2 separate regions of the Mus musculus genome follow, and region 1 is linked to region 2. A link is a loop called in an ENCODE intact Hi-C map of the cell type or tissue named here. Cell type or tissue: heart. All regions are shown on one strand. Each heading gives the region's core, and the rest is flanking DNA. Links, peaks and the distances in the headings are about the cores only.

What was found. A loop is a pair of places that touch in the nucleus more often than their neighbours do. Peaks named below come from ENCODE experiments on the same cell type or tissue, not always from the same donor. Only the 100,000 strongest peaks of a DNase experiment are listed, where the experiment ranks them.
Region 1: a loop joins it to region 2, with 2.1 times the contacts of the local background. A loop is called at or near these places in 1 of 42 quality-filtered maps.

Annotation. Positions count from the first base shown.
Region 1 is chr10:63,533,377-63,549,601 of GRCm38, forward strand. Ctnna3 (catenin (cadherin associated protein), alpha 3) reads left to right here. Exons shown (of 18, transcript NM_001164376.1): 3 at 4,145-4,337. Among named protein-coding and RNA genes, the nearest start is that of Ctnna3, 84 kb to the left of the region's middle. In heart, for the core only: no CTCF peak of the experiment used is centred there; a DNase peak (open chromatin) is centred at 8,495; H3K27ac peaks cover 2,040 bases.
Region 2 is chr10:63,416,082-63,432,306 of GRCm38, forward strand. n-TStga3 (a tRNA gene) reads right to left here and starts at 13,476; the gene lies at 13,395-13,476. It also overlaps the pseudogene Gm7075 and a transcript of Ctnna3 not described here. In heart, for the core only: CTCF peaks have their summits at 6,368 (motif pointing right), 6,660 (motif pointing right), 8,557 (motif pointing left) and 12,134 (motif pointing left); a DNase peak (open chromatin) is centred at 12,830; H3K4me3 peaks cover 779 bases; H3K27ac peaks cover 705 bases.

The sequences.
Region 1 (16,225 bases), core at 5,143-13,142, 120 kb after region 2:
AAACAAAACAAAAAAACAAAAAACAAAAAAGGAAACCCCCCCTGGACCTTATTTAACCATTTCATAGTCTTACTGGTTAATGTGATTTTCTCCCCCTTCCTCTCTCTCTCTCTCATTATTTGATCTCTCTATTTTGATTTCTTGCATTTCTGTATATGTTTCCAGAAGCTTCTATAGCAGTGGGTTTCCATAAGCTCTGTTAAATGGCTCTTACTGTGAGCTGTTCCTCCCTGTACCCCCTTACTCCTCTCTTCTTTCCCTTTCCCTGTTTAATTCTCCAGCCCCACCCTCCCCCGTATCTCCATAACTATCTATTTCCCCTTCCCTGGGAGGTCCCCCCACTTCCCCTAAGCCCTTACTCTATACCTTGCCTCTGTAGCTATATGACTGGAAGCACACTTATCAAATGCTGAAAAGCTAACATCCACACATAGGCAGGCAAAATACAATATTTGTCTTTTGAGGTCTGAGGTACCCCACTCAGGATGACTTTTTTTTTCTAGTCCCATCTGTTTACCTGGAAATTTCATTTTTTAAAAAGCTTGTTATTTAAACTTTGAGAATTTTACATCATGGCCCCTAATCCTGCTCTTCTCCCCATCTCTCCATATCCACCCTTGCAACCTCCCCACCCCCCAAGAAAACAAACCCACAAAAAACCCAAACAAATCTCGCCATGGAAGCTGCAGTGCGTCCCACAGTATACACCCTTTTGGCCAAAACAACTTTTCTTGCAAGTGCTCGTTGCAGCGAATCATTGACCAATGGTCCGAAGCCTCTGGCTTCTGCTACATTATCAACACTGGCTCCTCTCTGGGGCTCCTCTCAGATGTCCTGCTGTGTCATGGAGATCCTGCAGCTTCGGTTTGGGAGGAGCAGCTCTTTCATGTGCTCCAGCAGTTCATAAATGGTGTAGATGTTGGGGTAGACTGACTCAAAGCCCTGGATCTGGCCCTTGGTGGTAACTGAGTTGGCCAGCCTGACAGCCTTCCTGTGCTCAAAACATCAGGGCCAGCTCACCCACACCGTGCCACCTGGGTCAGCTCTCTAGCACTGTCTGGGAGAGGAGAAAGGCCATCACTCTAATACTGCAGCAGGCAAGGGGTGGGGCCAGCTTTCCCATCCTCATACCCTGAAGTCTGACTCTTGCTTGCCCACACCAGCATGGCCAGCTCTACTGTGCTGCCCAGGTTAGAGGCAGGGTCAGCTGTCCCTTACTCACACCCTTGGAATCAGCTCACCTAGGCCCCTGCAACCAGGGTCAGCTCTATGTTGCTTCCCAGGACACCAACATGGCCCCAGGTGGGAATCCAGACCAGTTATGGCTGCATTTCCTTTGGTGGTAACATGGGCCATGGGCACCGACCCAGATCCCAACCACTGCAGGGCCATGGACCCAGACATGGCTCTCAGCAGCAGCATGGTCTAGGACCTCACTATGGCCTCAGGTGGCATCACAGGCGGCTCACACCAGGCTGTTCCATACTACCCTCCACTCTCCAGTTCAGCCTCTGATACACACACCATTCTGCTTCTCTCTCTCTCTCTCTCTCTCTCTCTCTCTCTCTCTCTCTCTTCCAGCTCTCTACTTGCTCATTTTAATGGTACCAGGGGTCTCTAGGTATCTTCTGCATGATGCCTGGTAGGAGTCATCTCTGGGGTGCTCCTGGAAGGTGGGTACCTTCTTGACCTGGTGGGGGTTGTCTTGAGGATGCTCTGCCCTACCTGTGCTGGATGGTGCAAGGCGGGGGTCATCCGAAAATTTCATTTTTAAACAGATGAGTAATATTCCAATGTGTAAATGTACCAATTTTCATTATCCATTCAACCATTAGTGGACATGTAAGTTGTTCCCAGTCTCCGGCTATTATGAATAGAGCAGCAATGAGCCTGAATGAGCAAGCATATCTGTAGTAGATGTAGAGCCCTTTGGGTAGATGCCCAAGAGTTGTAGAGCTGAATCTGGAGATAGATCTAGTCCCTGCTTCCTGAGTATCTGCCACACTGATGTGCATAGTCAGCCCCCCTATTATAAGGTTTTACTTATTGTTAGTGCATGTGTGCGTGCATATATATAACATATGTGGGCACATGTGCTACAGTGTGCTTGTGGACAACTGTCAGACTTCAGGGCCCTTTTTCTACTCTGGCTACAAGGATGGAACTCAGGTCATTAAGCGTACTCGTCTAGGGCTTTACCCATCTCATGCATAAAATATGATGTACATATCATATATATTTATATATGCACACACATATATATATACACACACATATACACACACACACACACACACATATATATATATATGTACATATATATATATATCCACACATATATGCATATGATATATAGTGTGTATTTATGGGGTACAGTGGGTCTCATTTGTGTACATAATGTGGGAAGATTCCGTCTAGTTAAGCATCTCGCTGCCTTACCATTAGAGGAGCCCTGATTTCAGTAGGAGCCCCAGACCTCTCCTAATTCACACATTGGATACAAGTTTTTTTTTTTTTTCTGCTTTATAAAAGTCTTATCCCAACACTTCAGCTGGGACCCAAGGTTTCATAGAAAACATAGAAACAATGGATATTTTTCCATAAAATAATACTATGGACTTCTTTTCTACATATCTGTATCCCCCTTTTCAACTGAGAATTTCATGCACGCATATACTGTGTTTGGATCAGTGCCTCCCTCCCCCCCATTCCCTCCTCTCCAGTTCCTCCCTTACAGTCCCACTACTTTCCCCTCCCAGCTTCATGTCCTCTCTGTTTTAAAAACACACCCAGTACACTTGGTGATGCCTATCCATGACTAGGGTAGGGCCATGTACTGGGAGTATGGTTCTCATAGCCTGAATTTCTGAAGAAAACTGACTCTTTCTCCCACCAGCTGGTCACTTGCTAACAGCTCCGGCACTAGGGCTGCAACTTGGTGACCCCCTCCCCATCCATGCTGGGAGTTTGCTTTAACTTGATCTTGTACACCTGTGTGTGTAGCCATGGCTGCCTGTCACACCCAGTAAACAATGTTTCTCTGCAGACCTCCACTCCCTGTCTTTTACCCCTCTCTACCCCTTTTCCCATGATGGTCCCTCTTGCGCGCTCGACTGGCCAGGAAGAACTGCAACAGGATCCTTCTGCACACGTTTATTGGGAGAGCTTGACTGTAGAGGCGAAGAGACCCCGAGCCCAGAACTGGTGCTGCTTTTATAGGCCTAGGAGGGGCGTGTCTCACACCCGGATTGGTTATGCACTAAGCCTCATTTGCATGTTCCTCATCTGATTGGCTACTCTCTCTCAGTACCTTACAGAACCTCATTATCATACCTCATTTGCATGTCTCACATCTGATTGGTTATACTCTCAGTACCTTACAGAACCTCATTATCATACCTCATTTGCATGTCTCACATCTGATTGGTTATACTCTCAGTACCTTACAGAACCTCATTATCATGCCCGGGCCAGGCAGTGTCTTTGCAAAAAACTTTACTGCATATGCACACATTGGTTGTTTGTCCAAACTTATGCGTGGTGGCCAGCAGTAGTCAGTGCCACTCTGCAACGGCACATGTGGCTTCCCACAGGTCCCCAAGCCTATGTCGTGGGCGATGGCCTTGAACATCTTATCTTACCACTTCGGTCTCCTGATATTTTCCTACCTCCACCCTCCAAGGGCTGGTGTAACAGGTGTGTGCTGTCACCACCCCTGATATGACCTGTAGTAGGACTCGAACTTAGGGCCTCATGCGTGTCTGACAGGCACCCTAACCACTGAGCCACACCAGCTGTGTACTGCCCACCTCCATTTTTCCCTTCCTTATTAAACATCTATATTTTTTCCACAGTAAGTATATGATGCACCATGGTCCTCTCAGGCCTTCATCTAGTACTAAAACTTCATAAGATTTAATAACCGTGACTCTCCATTCCAGTCTTCAGTTGGGATTCCAGTGGCTTGCCCTTGAAGGAACGACTTGATTCCTGGGGACATAACAACAGTCTCTGGAGTGAGTCTTGTTACCGAGACATGATTCTGTCTCTTTTGAGCTATTATATCTCTCAAGACTGGGTTCTCCTTACAAGATGTTTAATAAGTCCCTTACGCTTTTTTTTTTTCTTTCTTTCCCAATTTTAGGTTACTACCCTGGTGAATTGTCCGCAGAATCCTTCCAACAGGAAGAAAGGACGTTCAAAGAGAGCCAGAGTTCTTCTAGCTTCCGTGGAGGAAGCAACTTGGAATTTGTTAGACAAGGGGGAGATGATTGCTAAGGAAGCCACGGTTTTAAAGGAAGAGCTGGCAGCTGCACTCCAGGAAGTTCGAAAAGAGAGTGAGTATCCAGCCCCGGGTCAGAAGCAAACTGCTTATCCTTAGGGTGTGGGTTATTGCGGCAGATCTGCGAGTGCTTTGTTTTGCGGGCTTGAGTTTATGAGTCTTGCACACAGCTGTGAAGAGCGGGCGAGCGAGCTGTGGGAGGCAGAGTGGCTCGTTAGGCAGCTCCAAGGTGGAGTCCCAGACCTGGCTCTTCTCTGGCTATGGGATTTCTGTATACAGCTCCCCCTAATAACCGAAGAGAGGCTGATGGTGTGGACGATGCCTTCACCCATACGCCATGAATTATAAAGTTCTCTGTAAGCAGTTAAACACTTCCTCCCCGACAGCCTCAAAAATAGAGTTTTTACTTTTCAGTGTTTGGAAGTATAGGTTTACCAATACTTTTTTTTTTTTTAATTTAGTAAGGGTTTGTATAAACCACACACAATCCATGCTGTGCCTTGCTCATATTGTATAATAAAGACGTACATTCCGCCTTTTGATATTTTTACTATGATTAACACAACAGTCGATTTTTTTTCAAGACAGGGTTTCTCTGTGTAGCCCTGGCTGTCCTGGAACTTACTCTGTAGACCAGGCTGGCCTCGAACTCAGAAATCTGCCTGCCTCTGCCTCCCAAATGCTGGGATTAAAGGCGTGCGCCACCACTGCCCGGCAACAGTCGATGAAGAATACAAGTCTCATCTGCAGCATGTTGAAGAAAAGATTTAAAAAACGTACTTCGTGCCAATGGGGGCTGCATTTGTTCAGTTGCTCTTGCCTATGCAGACAAACTTGGAGGCCAGAGGTTGATGCTGGGGTATCTGCCTGTCAATTTTCTGTTCTTCCTTCCTATCCATCCATCCATCCACCACCCATCTACTCACCTACTCTATCTATCTATCTATCTATCTATCTATCTATCTATCTATCTATCTATCTATCTATCTATCTACCTGTCTGTCTGCCTGCCTGCCTACCCATCTGTCTACCTGTCTGTCTATCTATCGATCTATCTTGGTGGTTTGAATAGGAATGGCCCCCATAGATTCATGTGTTTGAATAGGGAGTGGCACATTAAGAAGTGTGGTCTTGTTGGACTTGGAGTAGGCATGGCTTTGCTGGAGTGGATGGGCTTTAATGCCCCAGAAGCTCAAGCCATGTCCAGTGTGGCACAGTCTCTTCCTGCTGCCTGTGGATCCAGATGTAGAACTCTCAGCTTCTCCAGCACCATGACTGCCTGCATGCTGCCATGGGTCCCACCATGATGACAATGGACTAAAACCTTTGAAACTGTAAGTCAGTCCCAAGTAAAGGTTTTTCTTTATAGCAGTTGCCTTGGTCATGGTGTCTCTTCACAGCAATAGAACACTAAGTATCTCTCTATCTGTCTATCTGTCTGTCTATCTATCTATCTATCTATCTATCTATCTATCTTGAGACAGGGTCTCTCACTGAATCTGGACCTCACAAAATTCTCACAGTTTTGGCTGGGTGCCTATCAACCATCAAACCCATGGGCACTGCCTGTCTCAGCCTTCTAGAGCTAGGGTTACAGATGTGCATGGCCCCACACAGCGTGTTTTCATTTATGTTTGATGTGGGTACTAAGGTTCTGAACTCAGGTCCTTATGCTTGCTCAGGAACCACTATATCCACAGAGCCATCTCCCATAAAGACATATGCAAGATATCTTTAAAAGCACTAATTGATGGTTTTGTGCCTATCACCTTGCTACAACTGTTCGGGGGAGTGAAAACAAAGTTGAATTTTCTTGTTCAGCTTCTTAAAAAAAAAAAAACAACCCTGAGATGTTCAAATATTTTTCTCCCCTAAACCCTAGTACAATTTTAAGAAAACTAGAAAGAGCCATACCCTTAGCACTTAAGAGTCTGTGGTTGAAGGATGGCACATTCTTAGCCAGTCCAAGCTACCTCATGGACACCCCTCTGTCTGTTTATGTGTGATAGTATTTCCTAACCGACATAAACATACTGGTCACAGCCAACTTTAGGCTAAATATATGATATAGGATTATGCTTAATCTTGTAATTCTTGCTTTCACACCTCTTACAGTTAATTCTGTTGTATAGATTTAAGGCACACAGCATGGTGTTTTCGGATCCATGTTACAAAGTGGTTTCTAGTAGAGTACATGGATGTGGCTCTCGTCTTACGGTTTTACCCCCCAGCCTTTGATGACAGAACAGCCAACCATGCACTTGCTCAGGAAGGCTTCTTCCTGTGATGTTACACAGCCCTGTCATACATTTGAGCTCCAACTCCGCATGCCTCCCTTTCTGACACTTGGTGCCCTTTGACCCCCATCTCCTCTCTTCCCTCACCTTCTTACCATGTCCTGGTAATCACTATATTTGAATTTTCCGTCATTTTTCCTTTGAAAATTATTATTATAATTAGTATTATTATTGCAGGTTCATGTGGCGTGTGAGGGTGTGTAGGGTGTGTGTGTGTGTGTGTGTGTGTGTGTGTGTGTGTGCATGTGGCATGTGTGTGAAACTCAGAGGACTTTTGGGGGCTTGGTTCTTCCCTTCCACAGTGGGATCTGGGACCCTAACTTAGGTTCTGGTTTGTAGGACAACCCATTTTCACCTGCTGAGCCATCTCTCTGGAGCTCTTTCTGAGGCTGGGCCACTTGACTTAGCATAATGTCCTCCATTTTTAGGTTGTGGCAAATGGCTCTTTTTATTTTTAACATTAACATTTTATTTATTTAAATATCAAATGTTATCCCCTTTCCCGGTTTCTCCTCTGCAACACCCTATTCCATCCCACCCCCGATTCTATGAGGGTGCTCCCCCACTCCCCCACTCATTCCTGCCTCACTGCCCTAGATGCCTTACACAGGGGCATCATTGAGCCTTCACAAGACAAAGGGCCTCCCCTCCCATTGATGCCTGACAGGACCATCCTCTGCTACATATGCAGCTGGAGCCATGGGTCTTTTTATGTGCACTCATTGGTTGGTAGTTAGTCCTTGGGAGCTCTAGGGGGTCTGGTTGGTTGACATTATTGTTCTTCCTATGGGGTTACAAACCCCTTCAGTTCCTTCAGTCCTTCCCCTAACTCCTCCATTAAGGTCGCTGTGATAAGTCTGATGATTAGCTGCAAGCATCCACATCTGTATTGGTCAGGTTCTGGCAGAGCCTTTCAAGTGACAACTATATCAGGTTCCTGTCAGCAAGCATTTCCCGGCATCCACAATAGTATTTGGGTTGGTGGCTGCATATGGGGTGGATCCCTAGGTGGGGCAGTCTCTGAGTGTCCTTTCCTTCAGTCTCTGCTCTACTCTTTGTCCCTGTATTTCCTTTAGACAGGAGCAATTCTAGGTTAAAATTTTGGAGATGGGTGAGTAGCCCCATCTCTCAACTGGGGATCCATGCCTAACCTCTAGATATGGTCTCTACAGGTTCTCTCTCCTCTTTGTTGGGTATTTCAGCTAATGTCATCCCCACTGGGACCTGGAAGCCTCTTACTTTCCTGGCATCTGAGACTTTCTGGTGGCTATCCCCAGTTCCCAATCTCCCATTGCTATACACCTCTGTTCAATTTCCCGACTCTTCTGTACATCTCCCCAGTCTCCTCCCATAACTGATCCTGCCCTTCTCTTCCTCCCAAGTCCTCTCACTCTCTACCTCCTGGAATTATTTTATTCCCCCTTCTAAGTAGGACTGAAACATCCACATTTTGGTCTTCCTTCTTCTTGAGCTTCATAAGGCCTGTGAATTGTATCATGGGTATTCCGAGCTTTTTGCCTAATATCCACTCCACTTATCAGTGAGTACATACCATGTGTTTTCTTTTGTGACTGGGTTACCTCACAGATGTTTTTTCTTTTAAAACAAAGACTAATCACAGACATATATTTTGCTTTCTTTATTCATCCATCTATCAGTTAAAAAAAAGAAATTCTCAGAGAAGTCTGGGTACTAGGCTCATGCAGTAAGTTATTCATGATTTTCTATTCTCATCTGAAACACACACACACACACACACACACACACACACACACACACACACACACACACACGTCCCATGTGGTGCACACAACAGATAAACTTGTTGAAGTGTCTTGCTCTAATTCCTTGGACAGTGGAAGGGAACCACTCCCACTGCAGTGTGGGAGGAAAGCGTGGAGCTAGCACATGCTCCTGGAATCCGAGGAATGCTTTCTGTATGGAGCAGAGAGCCACAGTGAGAAGAACATTGTGCCCCCAGCCTGGGAGGAATGTTAGCTCAGTGGTGGAGTCGAAACAAAGCTGAATGCATTCTGACCTAATAATGCATTGACTTTGTCTGACACTGGAAACGTGTTTTAAATAGTCTCTGCCCTCTCTTAAAGGGCCTTTGTCCAGTGGCATTCGAAGGTCTAATAAGAAGCAGCCAATCAATGTGAGGTATCTGGACAGGTGACAAAGGATTGGAAGTGGAGGGTGGCTTTATTGACGTCGTAACTGACTTATTTTCCAGAAGGCCTCTGAGAGCAGTTCATAAAAATTCCAACAGAAACTCAGCATAATTTCAGCCTTCTTAAGAGATTCTGCCCTTCTATGTTTTACTGCTTCTAGTGGCTTTACTTACAAGCCGAAAGTGATAAAAAAAAATGCAAACATCTGTGTTCCCTAAGGAATGTGCCTGCAGAAGATGAGACGTGGAGAGTACAAAGGAGTAGATAATAAAAGGAGAGGTGGGAAACGGACAGAGGGCAGAGATCCAGCAGGAGGTCCCAGTGCTGGGCAGGCTGCTCACAGTTATTTGTGACTTTGCAGTTCACCAAGTACTCGTACACCCGGACACAAGCAAGAAGTTAAATCTGAAATTCTATCCAAATAGTTTTAGATTAACTGCAAAACTACACAGATATTATCTAAGAATGGCTTAAATGTATAGACTGCATGTTTTCCCTGTAGCCTGTATGCTCCCTTTGCATAGACAGTACTTCCCTACACTCTGCAGATCCCACTTGTAAGCCATACACATTAATGCTACCTAGTGGTTTGTTAAATAATAACACGTGTTTGTAGCGGTACAGACACTGTTGTGACCTCCTCAGTAAACGTTCACACACTGGGCTGACATTCTAGGAAGCCTGGCTTTACCTTCAGTCTCACAGACTTGTGGTCTTTGGGATACAGTCTGTAGTTTCACAGGGTGGGCGGGCTTTGTGGCATTTCAAAGGATTATCTGATGCATTGACCAAACCTGCTGAGCACTGAGGTTTCTATTCTTGTAACGACGACAATTAATAGAAAAGTACAGGTTTTAAAAAAAGTTTATTTTTATTTATATTTTGTACTTACTGGGTCATCAGCATTGCCCCAGTGCATGCTGTGGATTTTTTTTTTTTTTTAAGGAAAATTCATGTGTGGTTCAAAGTTCTGTCTACCTGTGGTTTCCTCTTCCACGAGATTTTTACCTTCAGAAGAAATGGCACATGATAGTATCTCTCAGATATCAGATATCAGAGCTAATACCAGATAAGCTTCTGCTGGCTTTCAATCATTACCGTGTGACCTCCATGGCTATTTGATATGTTTTGTCTGTTACCTGCGAAAGCAACAGCCCAGCATGTTTTACTCCATCATTACCAGCCCTCGAAGCAGCCACCCTCAAAAACATTTTTATGTTTTACTTCTGAGCAGATCATTTTAAGTTGGAAATGTCTTTGCTTCAGCGAGTTGAAGAAGCTATTTCTTAACCCTCTGGACTCCACAGCATCCTTTGAGGAGCTTGACGTCAGTCTTATTGCTACCTCTTTGAAGTTACTGGACTTTTCTCTATCTCATTTTAAGAATTATTTCTCCCCCTTTTAGCAATGCTACTCGGATCTACTTGGTTTTCCTGGTGTTTATTCTATTAGTAGTTTCCAGCACCTTCAATACCACCTGTGTCTTAGTGTCTGTGGACATTGGGGGAACACGTTGGATCCCCTGGAACTGCGGATATAGATGTTGTGAACGTCCATGTGGATGATAGAAATCAAACCCAGGTTCTCTGCCAGAGCCAAAGTGTTTTCACCAGTGAACCATCTCTCTAGCCCGGAGAGAATGAGTGTCATTGTATTCGTAGACACTAAGACTCTCCTAGGGTAGCTCTAGACACTCTTCTCACTTACCGGGTTCTATACTTTTTTTTTTTTCTCGAGACAGGGTTTCTCTGTGTAGCCCTGGCTGTCCTGGAACTCACTTTGTAGACCAGGCTGGCCTTGAACTCAGAAATCTGCCTGCCTCTGCCTCTGCCTCCCAAGTGCTGGGATTAAAGGCATGTGCCACCACTGCCGGACTTTCCTGGGTTCTAAAAGCGCTACTTTTTCCTGATGTATAGAAACATAGGACAATACACAATGTATTGTGTTGGCTGAGATAACCTGCTATATCAAGTTACCAAGTTCTAAAAGTGATACTTTTTTCCTGCTGCATAGAAATATAGAATGATATACAATGTGTTGTGTTAGATGAGATAACCTGTGGTAACTCACAGAGCTGGAGAGGATGATTGGCAGCATACATTGTCTTTCAGCATCAAATTTAAAGACAATTAGGAGACGGAGATACTGTTTATTTTTGCTAATGATCTAGGTGCAGTAGAGGAAACTGTTGAAATTGTCCACACCAGACCACAGCTCTCTACCACAAAGGTGTTGAGTATGAGAGACCATTGCCCAGCAGCTCAGACTTAACTCACTCCAAATTCCATATCCTAACAGTTTGGTGAAGTTTTTATAGTAACAGAACAAAGTCGTAAATCAAAGCTTTTTTTTTTTTTTTTTTTTTCCCCAAATACACTGGTAGAGACACCAGGCAGATGCTTAAAGCAAACTAGGGAAAGTTTTGCTCCTGGCCTGTCTGATGACATGCTGAACTCTTTGGTTAGCAGAGAGTAGGGTCTTTTAAGTTAATACATTTCAAAAAGATTCACCAGACAGAGGGTGTCTTAGTCAGGGTTTCTATTCCTGCACAAACATCATGACCAAGAAGCAAGTTAGGGAGGAAAGGGTTTATTCAGCTTACACTTCCATACTGCTGTTCATCACCAAGGAAGTCAGGACTGGAACTCAAGCAGGTCAGGAAGCAGGAGCTGATGCAGAGGCCATGGAGGGATGTTCTTTACTGGCTTGCTTCCCCTGGCTTGCTCAGCCTGCTCTCTTATAGAATCAAGGCTACCAGCCCAGAGATGGTCCCACCCACAAGGGGCCTTTCCCCCTTGATCACTAATTGAGAAAATGCCCCACAGCTGGATCTCATGGAGGTATTTCCTCAACTGAAGTTCCTTTCTCTGTGATAACTCCATCTGTGTCAAGTTGACACAAAACTAGCCAGTACAGAGGGACATCAGGTCTTCTGCTGGGAAGGGAAGATAATGGGAAGAGAGAGAGATGGGAAGGGATGGATAAGAACAGGGCTACAGGTAGTAAAGATGGATCCTAATTAAGGCACTGGATCTGCCACATTCCAACCTGTTCACAGTCTTTGGCAATCTAATAGTTATCCAGCCTTGCAGAAGTAAACCCTTATGGGTTTACTCTCTATATAGTAAACATTACTATATAGTGAGTAAACTGTATGGATTTACTATTAGAGAGAATCTGGCTTATGGGAGGGGAGCAATGGGTTCAGGTAGGGAGAGGAGGGCTACATATTAAATAGACTTCTGTATGCCCGCTCCCTGTCCATTTGCAGACATGTGCTGTGGAGCATCTACTTACCCACTTTTCTTAAACATTTGGTGGTGTTTTGGGCCCTGGGATAGATAAAATAAGATAGATAAGATAGATAACCTAGCTACTTGGAGTCTACCTGGAGCAGCAGACATGTGGACAGCTCTAATGATGTCAAAGGGCTGGGAAAGCAGGAAGAAAGGACAAACAGACAAGGCATTTCTAAATGATTCCACTTTAGTCTTAAGTTGGGGAAAGATGATTCTCCCCCACATGAGCATAGATGCACTGGCCGCTAATTGATAGAACAAATGGTCTATGCATAGTCTGTCTTTCCCAGAGATTTATGTACACATGTCCCATTGAGAAATCTACTAAATACCTTTTCATGAGCAAAGATTTGCTCAATAACCTGGACTCACACAAGTGAACTAGACAAAATTCACTGTCACTGAGCTAATGTGTTTTAGTAGAAAATGGTCAGTAAGCAAGCAAGAGGACTTGCTTTTTAATTCATAAAGGATGCATCCTTTAACTATAAACCTCAAAAAGTAGTATTAATTAGGATAAAATAGTTTTCTTATGCAAATGTTAACTTGAAACAACAGCATATTTCTACTGGTGAAATAAATTAAATATGAATGAATTGATTTCTTTCTTTTTGTTTTTAACATAACATTTTTATTGATCATTTGGAAATTTCACAAAATGTACCCTTGATCACTTTCACTTCTCATTCCTCCCAGGTCCACTTCTAATCCTTATGACCTTCCACAAAACAAAAGAAGAAGAATAAAAAGGGAGGGAGAGAGAGAGAGAGAGAGAGAGAGAGAGAGAGAGAGAGAGAGAGAGAGAGAGAGGAGATCAAGTCTAGTTTGTGTTGTCCATATACTCACTGGAGCATGGTCAAAGAGCAAATAGGCACCCACGCCAGAAGCCATCACCTGTGAAGAGCTACACTGTAGCATCCTTATCACATTTAAAAGTTCTCTTCAATGGCTTCCTGTCTAGATTGTTTCTTTTTTTTGGGGGGGGGGAGCGGTTTTGGAGTAGATTGTTTCTTTTTTTGGGGGGGGGAGCGGTTTTGGGGCGAGGGAGAGAGGTTGTCACAGAATTCTTTGTCTCTCAAAGAACTGGTTTCTTAATGTAGAGGAAGTAACTAAGCTGAGATTTCAAGGGCTTTCAGGGAAAGAGGAAGGTTCAACTCCCTTGTATACTGTCCACACAAGCCAGGATGCCAGCTTAGATGGACCACAGTATCAACACTGCAAGTACTTTAGTGTGGGTTATCTGGAGCTGGGATGTGCAGCCTTACATCCAGCAGTCTTGATGGCTGTGCCCACGAGAGCCAGCAACTGCACCTAGGTACCACAGGCTTCATGGACATGTGTGAGATGGGAGGGAACCTGCAAATTATTGGACATCCTGCCTTCCCATCTATTTTTACTTGTGGGTATCCACCAAAGCCACCGAAACCAATTGGAGGGATGCTAAGGTTAGTTAAGAGCTTTTGAATTCATCAAGGGCCCTCTCTCTCCTAAATATAGATGGTGCCATCTTACATTAAAACAAATGCCTTGTGCTCCAGTGTGCTCATGTTGCAGCCTACCAGAAGCTATCTGTATCTGTATCTGTATCTGTATCTGTATCTGTATCATCATCTATCTGTATCTGAATCTGTATCTGATCTCTCTTCTCTCCTCTCTCTCTCTCTCTCTCTCTCTCTCTCTCTCTCTTTCTCTCTCTCTCTCCTTCTCGCCTGTAGCAGCCCATCCATTCCATTATGCTTCATGGCTCATGGCTATTTCTGGCAGACCCTGCCCTGTGGTAGAGATAAGGAGACTGATGCTTGTGGGAAGTAATCCATATTGTCTGAAACGCACACTCTGGGCTAGTGAAAGGGCTTAGCAGGTAAAGGGGCTTGTTGTCAAGCCTGATATCATGAGTTCAATTCTTGGGACCCACAAGGTAGAAGGAGAGAATCGACTCCCAAAAGTTATTCCCCTACCTCCACAGGCGTGCTGTAGCATGGCAGTGCTCACACACTCACACACATTCAATAGATAAATAAGATGTAATAAAAATAAGAATATTCTTCATATTTCTCATGCACAAGCTATAAGCATTTGGGCTATATTATCTTTAGAAATTAATAGGCATTTTAATTGATTCAAGGTAATTATATATTTGTGGAATGGTATATACTTAATACATTAATAAATGTAATATAGATTGCTTAAGTCAGGGTAATTTGGACACCCAGCATCTCAGGCATAGATCTATTTTTTTTTCCAGTTAGGAACATTCAGAATCCTACTGGTTATTAATATTTTGAAATGTTCAATTAATTGTCACCTCCAGTTATCTTCCTGTGCTATTAGAGGTTATTTCATCAGACAGCTGCCCCCTTGTATTTAAGGTTTGTTTTCTGTTCATCTGTCTTTCCATATTTCCTTAATTATTAATCTCCATGGCCTCTAAAACCTCAGGTCTATGGATTGATTTCCCACTAGGAATTAGGATTCTAGACTTGCCATCACCCACAGTAGTGAGATAAAATGATTACTTCTAGAAATGGGAGAATGGTACCTTGAAGGTTTATAGTCTTCTCATCAGTGTGCAGGGACACACACTTCACCTACAAATGTCTTGGTCAAATTTCCAGTGTGGATCTCTCGAAATGTTCCCTATTGACTTTTCAATTGTTCAGTGTACATTTAAAGAGTATGATGTTGTTGTTGTAGATGATGATGGTGGTGGTGGTGGTAATGATGATGATGTATATGAGTGTTTTACCTGCATGTATGCATTTGAGCAACTTGTAAACTTGATATCCATGAAAACCAGAAGAGGGAATTGGATCCTCTGAGATGGGAGTTACAGATGTGAGCCACCATGTTGGTGCTAGAAACCAACCCCCTAGATCCTGTGATGAGCAGCCAGTGCTCTTAACCACTGAGTGAGTCCTTTCTGTAGGCACCTCAACACATGTTTTAAATAGGGAAGTAAATAGTGTCTTAATGAACCCGAGATAAAAACCAACCAACCAACCAACCAACCAACCAACCAACCAACCAATCAACCAACCAACCAACCTACCATCCAACCACTGGTGTCCATTCTGTACCACCTATATTTAAAGAGTTTGAATATTGAATATTCATTAATAAAGGAAAGTAACAAGTCAGCGTTAATGAACTGCTCCTAAGTAACTGGTCGACTCTATTGACTCTGTCAGATAGGGGTTTGGTAAAATGTCTGGTATTTACTGCCAGTTCCTCATAGAGTATGTCTGGGGTTGAAGGCAGCAGCTAACACCCGAATTACTTCCATTTATTGATGGATATGGATGGATATTGATGTTGCATGTATTTGACTGTTGCTACATCTCTGGTGTTCTAGATAAACATTAAGTCACAAATACAACAGTCTTCTCACTAAACACCGAGATTCTGTGCAGTTCACTCTTCACTTGAGGGAAAAGATACACTGTCATAGAATGTATTTTAACGTGAACGTGTGGTATTCTGTAAGCGGGCAGAATGTTTACGGAAACAGTTCCACTGAAGACTGATGAGCTAATTAGCTCCATTGCTTATAAACCACTGGCTGTTGGAAAACACTCAACATGGCATCCCTTAGTGTCCTCTTGAGATAGCTACAGCAGGCTTTCCTTACACTGCATTTGATTTCTCAGCAAACTAGTCTGTGTCACTCACTGTGACGTATGCCGGCATGTGGGGAGTGCAGCCTTCCCATTGATAGTCCCTCAAAATGCTGGATCTGTGACAGATAGACTGATCTAAGGAATAACAGCACTACCAGTTTTGAAAGTCTAACAGAGTCTGTAGGCAATCTGCCATTTACTTTGATGTGCAAGTCAAAGATAAGAACAAAGAGTTAATGCATGCTAACAGGCTGGTTTGCACATGGTGGGTCCTAGAAATGAAAATGTGCCCTGAAATTTCAGCTTGTAAAGGAGTCGGTAATCAAAGTGGGATTCACACACTGGCTATGACTTTGCTCTCCTTTTGGGCTACAGAGGAGGTACCACTCTCTAGTCATTTCATAGACGTTGGTGTAATGCTGACAGGGATCTGAGCTGTCTTAGGATTTCTGTCGCTGTGAAGAGACACCATGATCATGGCAACTCTTGTAAAACATCAAATTGGGGCTGACTTATCGTTCATGGTAGGAAGCATGGCAGCACACAGGCAGACATGGTG
Region 2 (16,225 bases), core at 5,154-13,153:
AATAATAAAACCGGAGTACACATTTCTTCTGCTACTTTCCATAGAGAGAGGATAACGGGGTGGGGGTGGGAGTGGCAGAGGGGGCTTTCACCTATGCTTTGGTTGTCACTTCCCTCTGTGTGTCCTGAAATGTTGAAATAGAATTCTGACGCCTTCCATTTCCATATAGTTTCCAGTGCCCCTTAGAGGAGTTCCCGGCTGTCACTAGAAAAGAAAAAAAAAAGAGGAGGGATGTGGAAGGGGGGAGTGAGCCTTCATAAAGAGAGTGAGATAAGGAGAAGTTTGCTTTCTTGCTTATGAATTTTCGTATCTTTCCCTTTGCCCGGATCTTATGGGTTACAAGATCGGTCACAGCAGCAGTGTCGATGACTAATGTGGTTATTGAGAAGGATTTTTTAATTTCCTGGAAGGCAAACGCCATTACTTCCCATCCCCGCACGTCTCAGACCGGCGATGCAGGAACGACTGGGGAGTCGGTGATGGGAGTTATTATAAAACTGATGAATTATTGGAAAAAGGACGAACTGCTGGGCAAGGAGAACTGCACTTCCCTTCCATTTCCGGTTCCATGGTAGCATCAGCCCGCCTGGCTTTGGTTTTATCGCTTTCTGGGCACCTCTTAACTCTCATAGCCGTGGAGACACTTTGTATCCACCACTCGGCCCAGCCTCTCTTTTCCCTGGGAGTCTCTTGTTTCTCCTAAAGCTTTAGGATTGTAGAGACCTGGATATTTTTTTCTGGCTCTGACCTACTGTGAGGCTTAGAGCAATTACTTTAGCTCTGCTCTGGTTCCTTCTACCTGTGCATGGACTTAGGACCAAACCAAACCAAACCAAACCAAACCAAACCAAACCAAACCAAACCAAACCAAACCAAACCACCTCCTCTTTGGAGACCATAGGAACTCAGCTCAGACCCAGGTGGTGTGATGGCTTAATAATGGATGTTACATTGACACCCAGGATGAAAGATCTCAGTTGAGAAATTGCCTCCTAGGAAATCTCCTAGTGTCAGTGGGAGATTTTCTTAATTGCTAACTGATTAGGAGTGCCGGGCCATCCTTGAACAGATGGTCCTTCCAGGATGGGAGCTGAGGACACCCTCGGGAGGAAGCCAGTAAGCAGAGATTCCTCTGTGGTCTCTGCCTGAGTTCCAGCCTCCCTACTCCTGCCCTGACTTCAGTGATGGCCACGGATGTGCAAGCAAAGCAAAGCGTTTCCTTCCTCAAGTGCCTTTGGCTAGAATTTCATCTCAGTAACAGAAAGCAAACTAGGGCAGCTAGCTTAGGAGTTTGGCTTGAAGCCAGCACAGCTTGGGGGCTAGGGAGGGGGTGAACTACCTGGGAAGGAGAGGATGATGGACAGAGAAATCACGGGGTGAGGATGTATTGTCTTCTTCATCTTTTCTGATAACTCTGCCTAGCTTACTGTTACTGTATTTTAAAAATAATTAGGGCTGGAGAGATGGCTCAGTCAGTGGTTAAGAGCACTGACTGCTCTTCCAGAGGTCCTGAGTTCAGTTCCAGCAACCACATGGTGGCTCACAACCATCTGTAATGGGATCTGATGCCCTCTGCTGGTGTGTCTAAAGACAGAGACAGTGTATTCATATACATAAAATAAATAATCCTAGAGTTTCTTCTCTATACATATTATTAATAAATCTTGAGAAACATTATGCTTGAAAATACATTAATATGATAGTCAGTAGCCATATGTGACTATTAATTCATTAAAATTTATTCATATTATTAGCGATGTTTTAATAGTTATTTTTTGTTGCTGCCGTTTGGGGACATGGTCTTTCTGGTAGCCTTGGCTGGTTTTGAACTCACTATGTAAACCAGGCTGGCCTCAAACTCATGGAGATCAATCTGCCTCCACCTCGTGAGTGCTGGGATCAAAGACTAAAGGTGTGTGCTGTTGTGCCTGTTTCTCAAACACCAAAAGATTACCAAGGAGCCAATTCTGATGCAATCACACTAGGGTCTTTATTCAAGCTCGAGCTTGGGCCACACTGTAGTCACTGATGCAGCAAAACAGGAGGGTGAAGCCCCAAGCCCAGTCTCAAGCAAGCATTTGTAGAGGCAAGCAAACAAGGGAGGGGGTGTCCTTTAAAGTGATTGGCTGGTGCTGGGAGCCAGACCATAAACTTTCATAAGTAAATATCTTTAGGTACACTGTAACTTTTGCTTTCCTCCTGATCAGTGGTTGTTAGGGACTAACCTGGAGATTAGTGCTAGTTGCAGGCTTGTTAGGAAGTGAGTGACTTAGAGACTAGTGCTAAGTGCCAGCTGATTGGTTAATTGGAGTTCAACCTTAAGTCAGGTTCTCTAAGATGGAGTTGGTCTGGTTTCTCATGCTCCACCATGCCCAGTATCTATGGTCATTCGAGACTAGTGGTTTTTTGTTTGTTTGTTTGTTTCTTTCTTTCTTTCTTTCTTTCTTTTTTTTTTTTTTTTGAGACAGGGTTTCTCTGTATAGCCCTGGCTGTCCTGGAACTCACTTTGTAGACCAGGCTGTCCTCGAACTCAGGAATCCTCCTGCCTCTGCCTCCCAAGTGCTGGGATTAAGGGCGTGCCCCACCACTGCCCGGCTGAGACGAGTATTATTTTATTAAACAGTTAAGATTGTCCATCATTTCTGTTAAGTCAGAAGGTTCTACTGTGAGACCCCGGCTTAAAGCATTTCTCCCTGAAAGGTAGAGCCCCTAAGACATTCCCCCAAGCTTGTTTTCCCTGATCTTTAAAAATACAGCTAGAGAGCTCTTTGTTCTCTATAGCCAGCAAAAAGCCTTTTTGTTTCTATACTGTACAACCAGAGATGCCTGCCTTCCTGTGCCGAGGACACGGAGATAAAAATTCAGAAAGAACTCACTCCCCACTCCTGCCTTGTAAATTTCACCAAGGACACCCAGAAGAGAAGAACTCTTCCCAACTCCTCAGGTAGCTGTTAAAAGCCCCCTACTGTCGAACTCCCCTGCCCTGCGAGGCTCGAGGGGTTCGTCCTCAACTAGCTGATAATAAAACCTCTTGCAGTTTGCATCAGGTGTGGTTTTCTCTCGGGATGTTGTTGTGTTGGCCAGCTCATCCCGGCCCAGCATCGGGGGTCTTACACTACCAAACTGTGCATTAGGACACTAATGCCAACGTGAGTCACCACACTCAGCTTTTATCCACGACAGGATCTTACTGTGTAGCATAAGCTGTAATTTAAGAATGTAAGTTTTATGTGTTCCCATTCTAGCTACCAAATAATTGACACAGAGACCTGTTAAAGTCACTCATTAGGTAATACTTTATGTCAGCCCTAGGGAATATTATATACTCACCAAAAAAAGTTAAAACAATAAACACCAGCTACTCCTCTCTTACAATCTTATTTTTTCCCTCCCTCCCTCCCTCCCTCCCTCCCTCCCTCCCTTCTTCCATCCCTCCCTCCAAGTGCTCAGCTTTTGAGGTAGCCAAGGCATTTTAAAAATAAATAAATGTGTATGTGCCTTTCATTCGACGATTCAAAGATAGCTCCTGGGGGGTGTGCGTGAGTGATCCTCTGGGAATACCAAGCAGTGGAGTAAACTGCTGCGACTGGGAGATACTGGCAGGCTGTAACACACAAAGGACTTATGTTCTCATAGTAGAGAGAGGGGGGGTCGGTCATTGCTTCAGACCTTGCTTCAGACTCAGGTGGTCTTCTGATAGCAGAATCAACCTGTACCTTCTGTGATGGTCATTACAGTGTCTAGCCCATCCCTACAGCAAGTGTGTGAGCTCCTCAGGGGAGGGGGCAGTCTTGTTCACCATTGGATGCCCTTTTGGAACAGGTGGGTCTTGTGAATAGCAGATGCTCAATAAAAGTACCTACCACAACACCGCACACATGGTATGTTGATGCAAACACAGTAAAAAAATTCTCCCTCAGAGGACTAGGGAAGAAGCCACTTCACCGTGTCGTCTATTCTAACTCTATTTTGGGTTCTGCCAGCAGCTGCTTTGGTGACTGGTCTCTGAGAGGCCCATCTCCCCCAATATGACAGGAGGATTTCCATCTTCTGGGCTACACACTGCTCACATGCTTGCTACAGGTGCAGATTATACCGACGACAACTTGTCCAGTGCAGATCTTGTGTGCTTGTCAGAAAGTGTGTGCTTTTTCGTGGTGGGGGTTAGTTTTTATAGCTGGTTTCAGAAAAGATGAAAGCAAAGTGACATAGTACTATACCTGCTTAACAAGGAATTGGAGGAAGGATTTTTTTTCTTTTCATTGCTCAAGTGAAGAAGACCTCAGAACTCTAGATACTCGTGACAGTTGAAGCCCCTGAGAGAAATGAGGAGTATAAAGAAGGTATTTCCTTATGGTCAGTTCCAACTGAGGTGACAGAATTTCAGGCTGCCAAATTTCTGTGAGAAGAACATGGAACCGACACAGAGTGATTTTAGCCAGATGATGCACAACACGATCGTAGTGTTTCAGGGAATGTGTCTTGGAAAACTTTGAACATTTCTTTTTTTTTTCTTCGAATTATTTAATTGATGAATTAGTTTAATGATTTTAAGAGTATATATCAAACTTTAATAACTCAAAGCACAATATTTTATTTATTAAAACACTGCATAATGAACTTCAGTGTTATACTAGTAAGCATTTTCCTACTAATATTTTGACTAAAACATACAATACAACCTTCGCAAAAACAGAAAACAGTTCTTTAGAACTAAGTGGTTGAACAGTCCAGGCTTCCTGGCCAAGTCAAAGATGGAGAAGTCAGGAGACAAAGCCGTTTACCTGACAGTTACACCGTATTTACCCTCTTCACCGAGTGCAGGTTAAAATCCTTATTCACAGTAAATGAAGACAGCAGGGTTGCCTCACTTGCCTCTCTCCCAACACAAAAATGATTTAGGAGGAGTCGGCTTTTCAATGCATTTTATTTGTTACTGTAACATTCATTTATCTATTTTTTTAACCCTCAAGCATAAACACAAACAATGTTCTTCTGTGAACCCAATGTTCCCACAGTCGTGGGTACTGACAGATAAACAAAGATCATTTTCTGGTGTTCTTGCTCTTCTATGCATACGTATCACACACACACCACAGAGGTAGGAAAGGCCATTTTTAACAAATTATTTTAATTGTAGAGAATTTCCCAAAACTAAACAGACAAATTAATAAAGCATGCCTTTGATGAGTCTCAAAGGCACACAGCATCCTCTCTCTCTCAAGGATGAATCCCCTGCAGTGTTTAGTCTTTGTCCAGTAACTTGATGGCAAGGTTGTCCAGGGTCAGCAACCACACCAGGAGCGCCTGGGCCACCTCTCATTTGCCGATTCTTTGGACCACCCAGTCCTGCTGGCACAGAGGGCAGCGATTATTCTGTTTCACCCACAGGGACATGCAACAGTTGTGGAAGGAATGGTTACACTCTCCCCAGACCACGACACAGTCCTTTTGCTTGTTTTCAGCTTGACATCGAAGACAGGCATCCATCACCTGGACCCTGCAGGTGGCACAGGTATCGCACTCAACGTCCCAGCTCCACATGGCTACCGCGTTCCACTTCTTGAGGGAGAACATCTTGTTGCCTCCCGACTTGGAGCCTGAGCTGGAGTGCGAAGAAAGGACGCAGGGTTCCTCGCCGTCCTCCACGTCGGCCATGACGGCGGCGCAGATCGGCGACGCGGACGTTGGGCGCAGAGGCAGGAGGTCTGAACATTTCTGTACAAGGTTATTTAATTTTTTTTTTTTTTTTTTTTTTTTTTTTTTTTTTTTAAAGACAGGGATCCTCTGTGTAGCCCTGGCTGTCCTGGAACTCACACTGTAGACCAGGGTGGTCTTGAACTCAAAGAGATCCACCTGGCTTCACGAGTGCTGGGACTAAAGGTGTGCACCGCCACGCACAGCAAGATGATTTAGTTTTTAAAAACAATTTTATGTGTATGAGTGTTTTGCCTGCGCATACGTATGTGCACTCTGTGCACGCCTGGTGCCCCTGGAGGTCAGAAGAGGGACTGCGATCTTCTGGGATTGGAGTTACAAATGGTTGTGAGCCACTGTGTGAGAGCTGGGAATGGAACCCAGGTTCTCTGCAAGAGTAATGAGTTCTCTTAACCACTGAGCCAACTCTCCAGCACCAAGATGATTTTAAAAAAGTATTTAAACATTTATTTTATTACTATTTTTTTTCAAGACAGGGTTCCTCCTGGTACCTCTGGCTGTCCTGGAATTCACTCTGTAGACTAGGTTGACCTTGAACTCAAGAGATCCTCTTTCCCCTGCCTCCTAAGTGCTGGGACTAAAGGTGTGCACCACACACCTTTTATGTGTCTTGTAAGTGTTGTCTGCACAGCAGTCATGCAGTGCCGGTGCTCACCAGAAGAGGGCATCAGATCCCCTGGAACTGGAGTTAACAAATGATTGCTGTCATGCTTATGGTGTGAGTTGAACCCTGGGTTCTCTGGAAGAGCAGCCAGTGGTCTTAACTGCTGAGTCATCTCTCTAGTTCCAGCCAAGACGAGAGAGAGAGAGAGAGAGAGAGAGAGAGAGAGAGAGAGAGAGAGAGAGAGAGAGAGAGAGAGAGAAAGAGAGAGAAAGAGAGAGAGAGTTTTTTCACTACAAAATACACACAGAGCCCCCCAAATAAAATTTCAGGTCATCTTTCCTCCAATAGCCACAAGATGGTGGCATTGGACTACCAGTAGCAGAAGGGTCTGCCCAGAAAGCCTTTGGTCTCATCTGCGAAACTGCAAAATGTCCAGATGGGAAGGTTGCTGAGCTGCCTTTCTATCTCTGCTGCGGGGTCCACTGAGGATCTTGTCCACAACAGGCATTTCATGAATAAAGCCTAGGGCCACGAAGAATCTGAAGCAATCTCTAATGATTCTGCAGATTGCTTGGGTCCACGCTCACGTCATTGCTGTTTGGGAGAGGAAAGAACTCTTCTGTTCAGAGGTGTGTGTGTGTGTGTGTGTGTGTGTGTGTTCAGCAGTCTGAGCCAGTTGTTATCTGTGGCCCAAGGTAGGATGAGGGTGGGCGTCTACATACACACCTTAGTGTGTGAAACAATGGGGTGAAGGGGGAGACTATTTCTGCAGCAGACGAACCTCTAAACAACTGCTGGACAAGTTTTCACTGTGCCTTTTCCTTCCCCACAGTAAGAACTGTAAGTCTGGTTTTCTGAGAGCTGGTCCGGTTCTGTAGCCCTGGTTGGCTTCAAACTCATCGAAATCGTTTGGCCCTGTTTTTCTTATGGCTGGTATCACAGGAGTGGACTCTTGTGACTGGTGATGTGTCTGTTTTGCGGACTCTGTTTACTGCTATGTCACTAGTGTCACTAGTGTATAAAAAGTTGTTGCACGCCGATCGCCCTTTCCCACTGGTCATGGTATTCCCAGGCATGCTTTTAGAGAATGAGTTCAGAAAAAACCTGCTGTGGAAAATATTATTTGGGGGTTTCTACCCCACCTTAGATTGTTTAGTTCCCAAGTAAAAATCACGAGAGAGAGAGAGAGAGAGAGAGAGAGAGAGAGAGAGTGCACACACACACACACACACACACACACACACACGCCTCAAAACTTTAGAACTGGGCAGATATCAGCCCTCTATGCTACCTTGTCTACTTCGTAGTAAATAACCGGAGATATCATTTGCCACGTTCTGCCTGGGTTGCTCTTATCCAACAGGCCAGCCCTCCTGATCTACCTAACCCTATGACCACTCCTTTCTTTTCCCCTTCCTCTGCTCCCTGGTCTCTCCCCAACCCAAAGCCCAGGAACCTCCCTCCACCACCATCTCTTTTACTCAGCCCAGGCTGTAGGCATCTTAATTAACCAATCAGGGATAACTTGGGCAACAAGGTTTAGATAGCAGTAGCCTGTGTCCGGAGGATCTGCTCATCTCAGAGCAAGCAGATAGAGGTACAGAATTCAGCATCTGAAAACAAGCAGCACCAGACCAACCCGACAGGAACCGTTTCCAGCTGACTCGCTTCCTAGCCCCATTTCTGCCGCTTCCTTGAATCTCCTTTCTTTCCTTCCTCTTGCTTTGTCTAATCTTGTTTCTTTTCTTTTCTTTCTTTTTTGTATGTGAGTACCCTGTAGCTGTCTTCAAACACTCCAGAAAAGGGCATCAGATCCCATTAGGATGGTTGTGAGCCACCATGTGGTTGCTGGGATTTGAACTCATGACCTCTGGAAGAACAGTCAGTGCTCTTAACCACTGAGCCATCACTTCCCTTCATCTCTCTCTCCTTCCTGCTCACTTTTCTTTCCTTCTCAAAATGTGTGATGTACTTTTTTCTAAATATATCTTTTTTTTGTTGTTGTTGTTGGCATACAAAATAACTGGTTAGTAGCTCTTTTCTTGTTGCTATGGTGAGATGCTATGACCAAAGGCAATTTATGGGAGAAAGAATTTATTTCTGTTTATCTGGAGGGATGAGAGTCTACTGTGGGGCTGGGGAAATGGCTCAGAGGTTAAGAGCACTGGCTGTTCTGAGTTCAATTTCCAGCAACCACATGGTGGCTCACAGACCTTTGTAGTGGGATCTGGTGCCCTCTTCTGGCTTGCAGGCATACATACAGGAAGAACACTGTATACATAATAAATAAATAAATCCTTAAAAAAAAAAGGAGTCTACTGTGGTGAGGAAACATGACAAAACTCACAGGGTTGTCCTTCTTCCATCAAGACCCCATGTCCTAAACTTCACCAAACAGCACTGCCAACTGGGAACTAAGTGTTTGGATACCCGAGCCTGTGGGGACATTGCTCATTCAAACCACCACAATGGGTTTCTTTCTAAAAAATTTAAAATTACATTTCCATATTTATGTGTGTGTGCATGTGTGCGTGTGTGTCCACATGAATGCTACACTTAGAGCACAACTTCCAGGAATCAGTTTTCTCCCTTACTTATTCCTTTTGCATTCCATTCCTGAGCCAGAGGCAGCCACTACTACACCCAGGGTGGCATTTGGATGGGCAGAGGCTGTGGTCACAGATAATGTTGCCGGGACATATTGAATTGTTAATAAAATTAGAAAATGTCATGTTTAACTGTATAAATGTCACAATTTCTTTGAGTTCCCCTGCGCACCCCGCCGCATTATTTTTGTTTGTTTTAAAATCAAAACACCGGAATCCGCTTTCACGGTCATCAACAAGGACTTGGTTGAATAAATTATGTTCTGTCCATTCTGACTCAGCGAGCTCTATCGGCATTTGCGTGAGCCGAGCCACTTCTAAGGAACAAGCTCTTGGAATAGAAAGACGGGATGTCTAAAGGAGGAAAGCTAAGTTCAAAACAACTGGTACGCTGACACTTGTGTATGTTCTCAGGTGTGCATAGAGATGTGTGTGGGGTAGTGTCACACACCTTTAATCTCAGCACTCAGGTGGATCTCTGTGAGTTTGGGGCCAGCCTGGTTTACAAATTTATTCCCAGGACAGCCAGAACTATATAATAAAACTAGAATACAACAACAACAAAACAACCTATAAACAAAACAAAACATGACGGTTGTAGAGGCCAGAGAGTGTTTGCTGCTCTTCCAGAGGACCCAGGTTCAGTTCTCAACACCCACATGATGGCTAACAGCCACCTGGAACTCTACTTCAAAAGGATCTGATGTCCTCTTCTGGTCTCTGTGGATACTTGTATGCATGTGGTGCACAGACATAAATGCAGGCAAAATACATAAAGATATAATATTTTAGAAATAAATATAAAATACACTGAAAGAAAAACTGAAAATTACACCCGGTGTCTTCCAGGAAGGGACCCCTCGTGGCAGGGTGAGATGAGAGAGAACCATCTCTAATGGAGACCTATTGTCATTTATTCACTAAGCAAATCACTTAACAAAAAGGGTTTCTAGTTTGCCTTGCTATAAATTAAGATTTCTAGCTGGGTGCAGTGTCTGTAGTCCCAGCTATACACTGTAGCCACCAGCTCAGACTCATAAGTAAACACTGGGTCTTGATTGGAGAACTTTGTCTTGGCTCGATATTTCTCTTGCAGCCTCTACCCAACCCCATCTTTCCTTTCCGGAACTCAGTAACCCGTGGCCACCAGCGGCTACACTAGGTGTGCACTGAATTACAGCCTCCACTTGTTAGTGTTTTCTAGGAAATTCTCCCTTGCTTACTGAAGAGGGAGGCGCCATCCAAGTGACACGAGACCAGGGAACTGCTGTTAGGGAGGCAAAGTTAGTGAGCTACAGGTCTGTATGTGCTTGCCTTGAAGTGGAAATTTATTATTTATTTATTTATTTACTTATTTATTTATTTAAGAGACTCAATTGTGTCATGTGATATTTTTCTGGAAGTTGCTCTCTGAGAAGATGGGTAGGGGTTAGGGAGGCTGTTTTGCTGAGAACAGACATGTGGTGTTTTTCTTGAAGCTGCCAGGATAAAGGGCATGCAATGTTTTGCAAGAGTGTGTTGTTTGGGAAGGGTATGAATATAAAACTCCAGCTTTCACGCCCAGGTAATGGAATGTCTCTGCCACCTGACCTGAGGCAAGGACAATGGGTCAGCGGCAGTTTCCAGACCTCCTCAGCAAGTTTCCAGACCCCCACATCCTGGTAATGGAATGTCCGTAGAGATGGACCCAATGGATTAACATAGAAGTCACCTACCCCGGAATTCCCTAGTGTGCTTTAAATCAGGCCTGCAAGCTCACTTGGGTATCTCTATCTTGGTAATGGTAAACCCTAGCATGGTGGACTTCTGCAGAATAAAACACACTTTGTTTTTACATACTATTTGAGTCAGGGATATTATTCTTCAGTGAACCACGGACCCTTACACTGGAAAATCTCATCCTGAGATCAGAGGGTTAGAATTGTTGACTCCTGCCCCGGGCCTGCAAGTCGTGGTGCACATAGCCCTGTGCCCCAACTTTTGCCCCTCCCCTGTTCCAGAGGTCATGTAGCCAGTAGCCAGGTTAAACTTCCTCTCCCCTTATAAGGTTGTGTCCAATAGCATCTGCAATTCCTCCTTACGCAAATGAGGCATTCCTAGCATCCTAGCCCTGCCTGGCCAATGATGTACTCTCACCCATGACCCCTGTTCACCCCTCAAAGGTTTAAATATCTTTCGTTCCCTGAGGAAACTGAGCCGTCTCACTGGGTCGCCATGCTCACTGCCGCCTGCGGTTTAGCTGTTGGGATCAAGCAAAAGAAACTTATTTTAAGTACTATTATTGTCTTTTCAGACCCCGTTTAATCAGAGGGAGAAACTACATTCAAGGTCCCAGGCCCCGGGGGAGCTGGGGACTTCCCTAGAGCTCAAGAGCTTCTGTTGTAAACAGCTGTTTGAGCCCAGATATCTCAGGGACAATGTGTAAGGAGTCAGCTGTCTGTGTCCAGCCATCTCAAGGACCTTACGAGCAGGGTCAAACAAGTCTCCAGTGGGTACTCCTTTGCTTAACCCATAATGTCAAGACACAAGATACCACTGCAGCTCTCTCCAGCTCCTCCCCCCTCACTTTGTGTTCCCATCCTATAAAACTGTTGTACAATCTCCCTTCAGGAACTCAGTTCAGATCCTGAATTGCTGTTGCAATTCCTAAGTGCTCAGAAAATAAAATTTCCTTTTTAAGCTTCTGTATCTGAAGTGAGTTTTCTCGGCTTCCACCCCGAACCTAAAATCACTCCCAGCTGTTCTGGCCTCCCCTCCTCTCTCAGGATCCACCAGTTGTGATAGGTTGACCATAGCATCACAAGTAGGGAAATGGAGTCTGAGCAGCACATAACCTTTTAAATACACGAGGTATATGTGCACACGCACACACACACACACACACACACACACACACTCCTATATATACATGTATACATGAAATTTAAAAAAAAAGTTGATCATGGTGGCACAGACCTTTTAATCCCAGTACTTGGGGGAAAAGGCAGGTGGATTTCCGTGAGTTTGAGGCTAGCGTGTTCTGCATAGAGACTTTTAGGCAGCCAGAGCTGCATAGCAAAATTCAATCTCAAAATAGATAGCTATGGGCTGGAGAGACGGCTCAGCAGTTAAGAGCACTGACTGCTCTTCCATAGGTCCTGAGTTCAATTCCCAGCAACCACATGGTGGCTCAAAACCATCTGTAATGGGATCTGATGCCCTCTTCTGGTGTGTCTGAAGACAGCTACAGCGTACTCATATAAATAAAATAAATATATCTTAGAAAAATAGATAGTGCCGGGCAGTGGTGGCGCATGCCTTTAATCCCAGCACTTGGGAGGTAGAGGCAGGTGGATTTCTGAGTTCGAAGCCTACAGAGTGAGTTCCAGGATAGCCAGGGTTACACAGAAAAACCCTGTCTCAAAAAAAAAAAAAAACCAAATTTCCTGTCATTTGAGTGGTGAACAGGAAGGAGCCTTGGGTGTGCACGGTCCCTAAGGTGACCCTCATAGTTTTCTTATTTAAAACGTCATACTGAAGCGATATTACATTCTAGAATCTCAGTCAAGCAAAATCTATTAAAACAATCAAACCGTCCTCATATCTTAACAGTTGGAGATAATAACGTCTGCGAGTGGTTTAGCGTGTTTCTCTTCAGCCTCCATTCACTCATTGCTTTCTCTTTCTCGACATTTCCTCTACAGGTCAGGGTCTCTCCTGAGGGGCTCCCTGCTCAACTTGCAGACAGCTCCACCAGAATCCTCTCCCCTCCAACTGTTGCTCTCTCAGCCTCCTGGGCTTTGTGATTTTCCCTTGCTTCCTGCTTCTCAAACCTCTCTCCTGCCGTTAGGAGAAAGAGCTACACAACACCAGGGAGCGTTTCCGACCCGTGATGATAAGTTTTGCACTTGGCAACGCAACTACACCACTAGCATCCTTTCAAGCCGCCGGTGTCTGGGTACCGCTGGCTTCTCTGGGATCTCAGTGCTCTGGGCAGATGACTGGAGCCCAGGAATATAGGATTTAACTAGGCAAATGGATACAGTGAGACCTGCGTCAAAAGGCGTTCCATTATGTGGACTTTAGCGTACATTCTAAGTAGAGTTATTTTAGAAAAGCTTCCCGGCTCACAGCACTTTGGAGTTTTTCGGAGGAGGGAAAAGATGCCCTTAGTTTGGACGATAGCTTGCCATCCTGGGAAAGCCCAGGACTTTACGCTAGAAGTTTCAGCGTTCATATTTCTATCTTTCGAGCCTGGCCTTCGTGTTAACATCAAGATTTTTAAAGCTGCTTTTAGGGGAGAAGATTTCTTCCCACGTTATGAGTAGGGGAGCTCACAGCACTGACATTTAATGTTCTTTGGTACCTTAAACCATTCCGTAGATTTTTATCTGGCAGATACAGGACAAGCGGCGGGTACATTAAGAATTGAAGTAGTAATGTTGTATGAAAAAAAAAAAAAAAAAAAAAAGTGAAGCACCCGCTTCCGCAGCGAGCAGGGTTCGAACCTGCGCGGGGAGACCCCATTGGATTTCAAGTCCAACGCCTTAACCACTCGGCCATCGCTGCTACGGAGAAAGGACGAAGGCGGAGACACTTTAGGGTATCAGCCAGTGCACGCGCGCCAGCGCTGAGAGTAGGCGGGGCCTGCAGCGGCTTGCAGCTCCGTAGGCTGAGGCGCCTGGGACGTGGAGTGGCTGAAGTTTCCGCGAGGACGCGGAGAAAAAGAAAAGGGGGCGCGTCCGGGTCCTAGAACTCGGTCCTTCGCTGTGTTCGGGGATCTGCCGCCTAACCTGGTTTCTGGTCGCAGACCTGGCTTTTGCCCTCCCGCTTTCCCAGCGGCGTTACGGGATGGCCGTGAACCATAGGGTTGTCTCGCTGCGTGTGGAGGGCTCGCCCGCTCGGAAGTCGCGGCTCTCTCCGGTGCGCGTTAGCTCTGCGTTCGTTACCCTTCAGCGCGAACGTGGGAGCCGCCCTGCGTGATTTTTTTTTGCGTGGCCTCGTGGACGCGCTCAAACCCGTCGGACGGCCGTCGGAAGCGCGGCGGCTCGCGGGTGGGAGGCCACCGCAGCGCGCATGCGCAGCTTCTACCCTCACCCCGTCCTCCCTGTTTGAATTCCCCGCCCGGAGGCTGAGCGCAGGTTTCTCAGGAGGAGGCCGGAAGCCGAGGTGTCGAGCGACCTCCTGATAGGTGTGTGGACTTTCTTGAGACCTCCCTCTTTAGTAACGGTGCTGGCACGTGACAGACCGTGCGCTGTGGTATCCCGGGTGGTATCCCGGGAACCCCTAGGGTAAAAATTTCAAGGTGATCAGCTGGGGTACAGTAGGAGCCCCAGATCAAATGGCATCACTTTGGTCCTGTTTGTGACAATCACTCGTGGCTTTTTTGTCCCAATTAACCCTGCTAAGCCTAATAGGGTGTTGCTTATCTTGTTCTCTGATTCTACATGTACACCTTTAATCCCAGCACTCAGGAGGTAGAGGCAGGTGGATCTCTGAGTTCGAGGCCAGCCTGGTCTACAGAGTGAGTTTTAGGACAGCCTGCGCTACTCAAAATACAATACAAAACAAAAAGGCATCAAATCCATTTTGTTGAGGCCTGTGGGGACATTTTATAAAATCATATAAATCATAAAGGAAGAAACATTAAGGGCTGTTCTAAGCCTGTCATTTTTCCAGGGGACACTGGCCCATGAGTTTTTTGGGAAAGGCTATATAGTTAATAAACGGGAGATTCAAAGTTACAACATGCAAAATTAGTTTAAATAGTAGTTAAATCAGTTAAATGTAGTTAGATCAGTTAAATGTGAATAATCACTGTATTCCAACCTGAGCAAGACAGTCTCTTTAAAAATTAAAATTAAGTGAAGGTCCCATGATTTGTTATCTACAGTTTGAAGTTCTTTTTAATCTTCATTGTCCTTTGTTAATCTCTAGTACAGTGGAATAAATAAGGAAGACTGATATGACAGTAAGCAAACTAACAGATCAGATGTGTGTGTGTGTGTGTGTGTGGTGTTTGGGTGCCTACTCATATATGGTGTGTGTTTGGGTCAGAGATGATTTTAGGAATCTTTCCCTTTCACTCTCTGACCCTTATTTAAAAATGTTTTCTCATCTGATATATTCTGAGGTAGTCTCCCACTGCCTCTTGAACTCATCTGGTCTCAGTTGCTGGGAAGAAACACTGTGACCTAGGCAACTTATTAAAGAAAGCATTTCATAGGGACTTACAGTTCAGAGCGTGAGTCTGTGGCCATCATGGTGGGGAGCATGGAAGCAGTCAGGCTGGCATGGCACTGAGGCAGTAGCTGAGAGCGGACATCTTATCTGAAAGTTGGAGGCAGAGAGAGGGAGGGAGAGAGGAAGAGAGACTGAGAGACTGACACTAACTGGGCCCTCAGAGCCCACTCCTGGTGACATGCCTCCTCCAACAAGGTCACAATTCCTCATCCTTTCCAAAGCAGTTCCATTAACTGGGGATCAAGCCTTCACATATGCGAGCCTGTAGGGGGCATTCTTCTTCACATTGGTTTGATTGGTTGGCCAGCAAGCTGCTCTGCCCACCTCCAGGGGCTAGTCTCTACTCCATGCCCAGCTCCGGGGTTGTTGGGTTGCTGGAGAGCTGAAGTCAGGATCTGACGCATGCGCAGGAAGCTCTTTACCCACTTGGCCATCTCTTCAACACTACAGAATATTTTTGAGGTGCATAATTTTTGTTCTTTATCCCGAGCATCCATTCTCAAGTGACAGTTGCCCTTAAGGAACCGCACTCACCTACCAGAGACTAAACGCACTAACCGCAGAGACTTCCTTAGCATTAAACAGTGTATTCCAGCTGCTTCTGGGGAGGAATGAGTGTATGCTGCATAAAAATCACCATAAAGTTAGTGGTTTAAAATAACACAAGTTAACTGGAAACCTAGCCAACTACCCAGGGAACGTGAAGTCATGGATCTTGGAGGAGAGGCTACGACCACCGCTTTTTACTAAACCGCCATTATCCCTAAATACATTCTGGATATTTGTCTTTACAACCTCGGTAAGAGTGGTACTCATTCTTCATCAAGGAAATTTCTCCTGGCAACAGACCAAAACCATTACAGAAACCCAGAATTAACAAAGTGAAGGGTTGTGGGGCCCAGTCCAGTGCTGCACCTACAACATAACTAAATCCTGAACGCGACTTTGGAGCATTGTGGAAGAGAGGGCAGAAAGGGTGTACGAGCCAGAGGAATGGGGACTGTGCCCGGATTGAGTCTCCTTGGAATGTCAGAAGCTACACCCGTGAAGTGTTGCCAGTGTGACTGCCTGAATA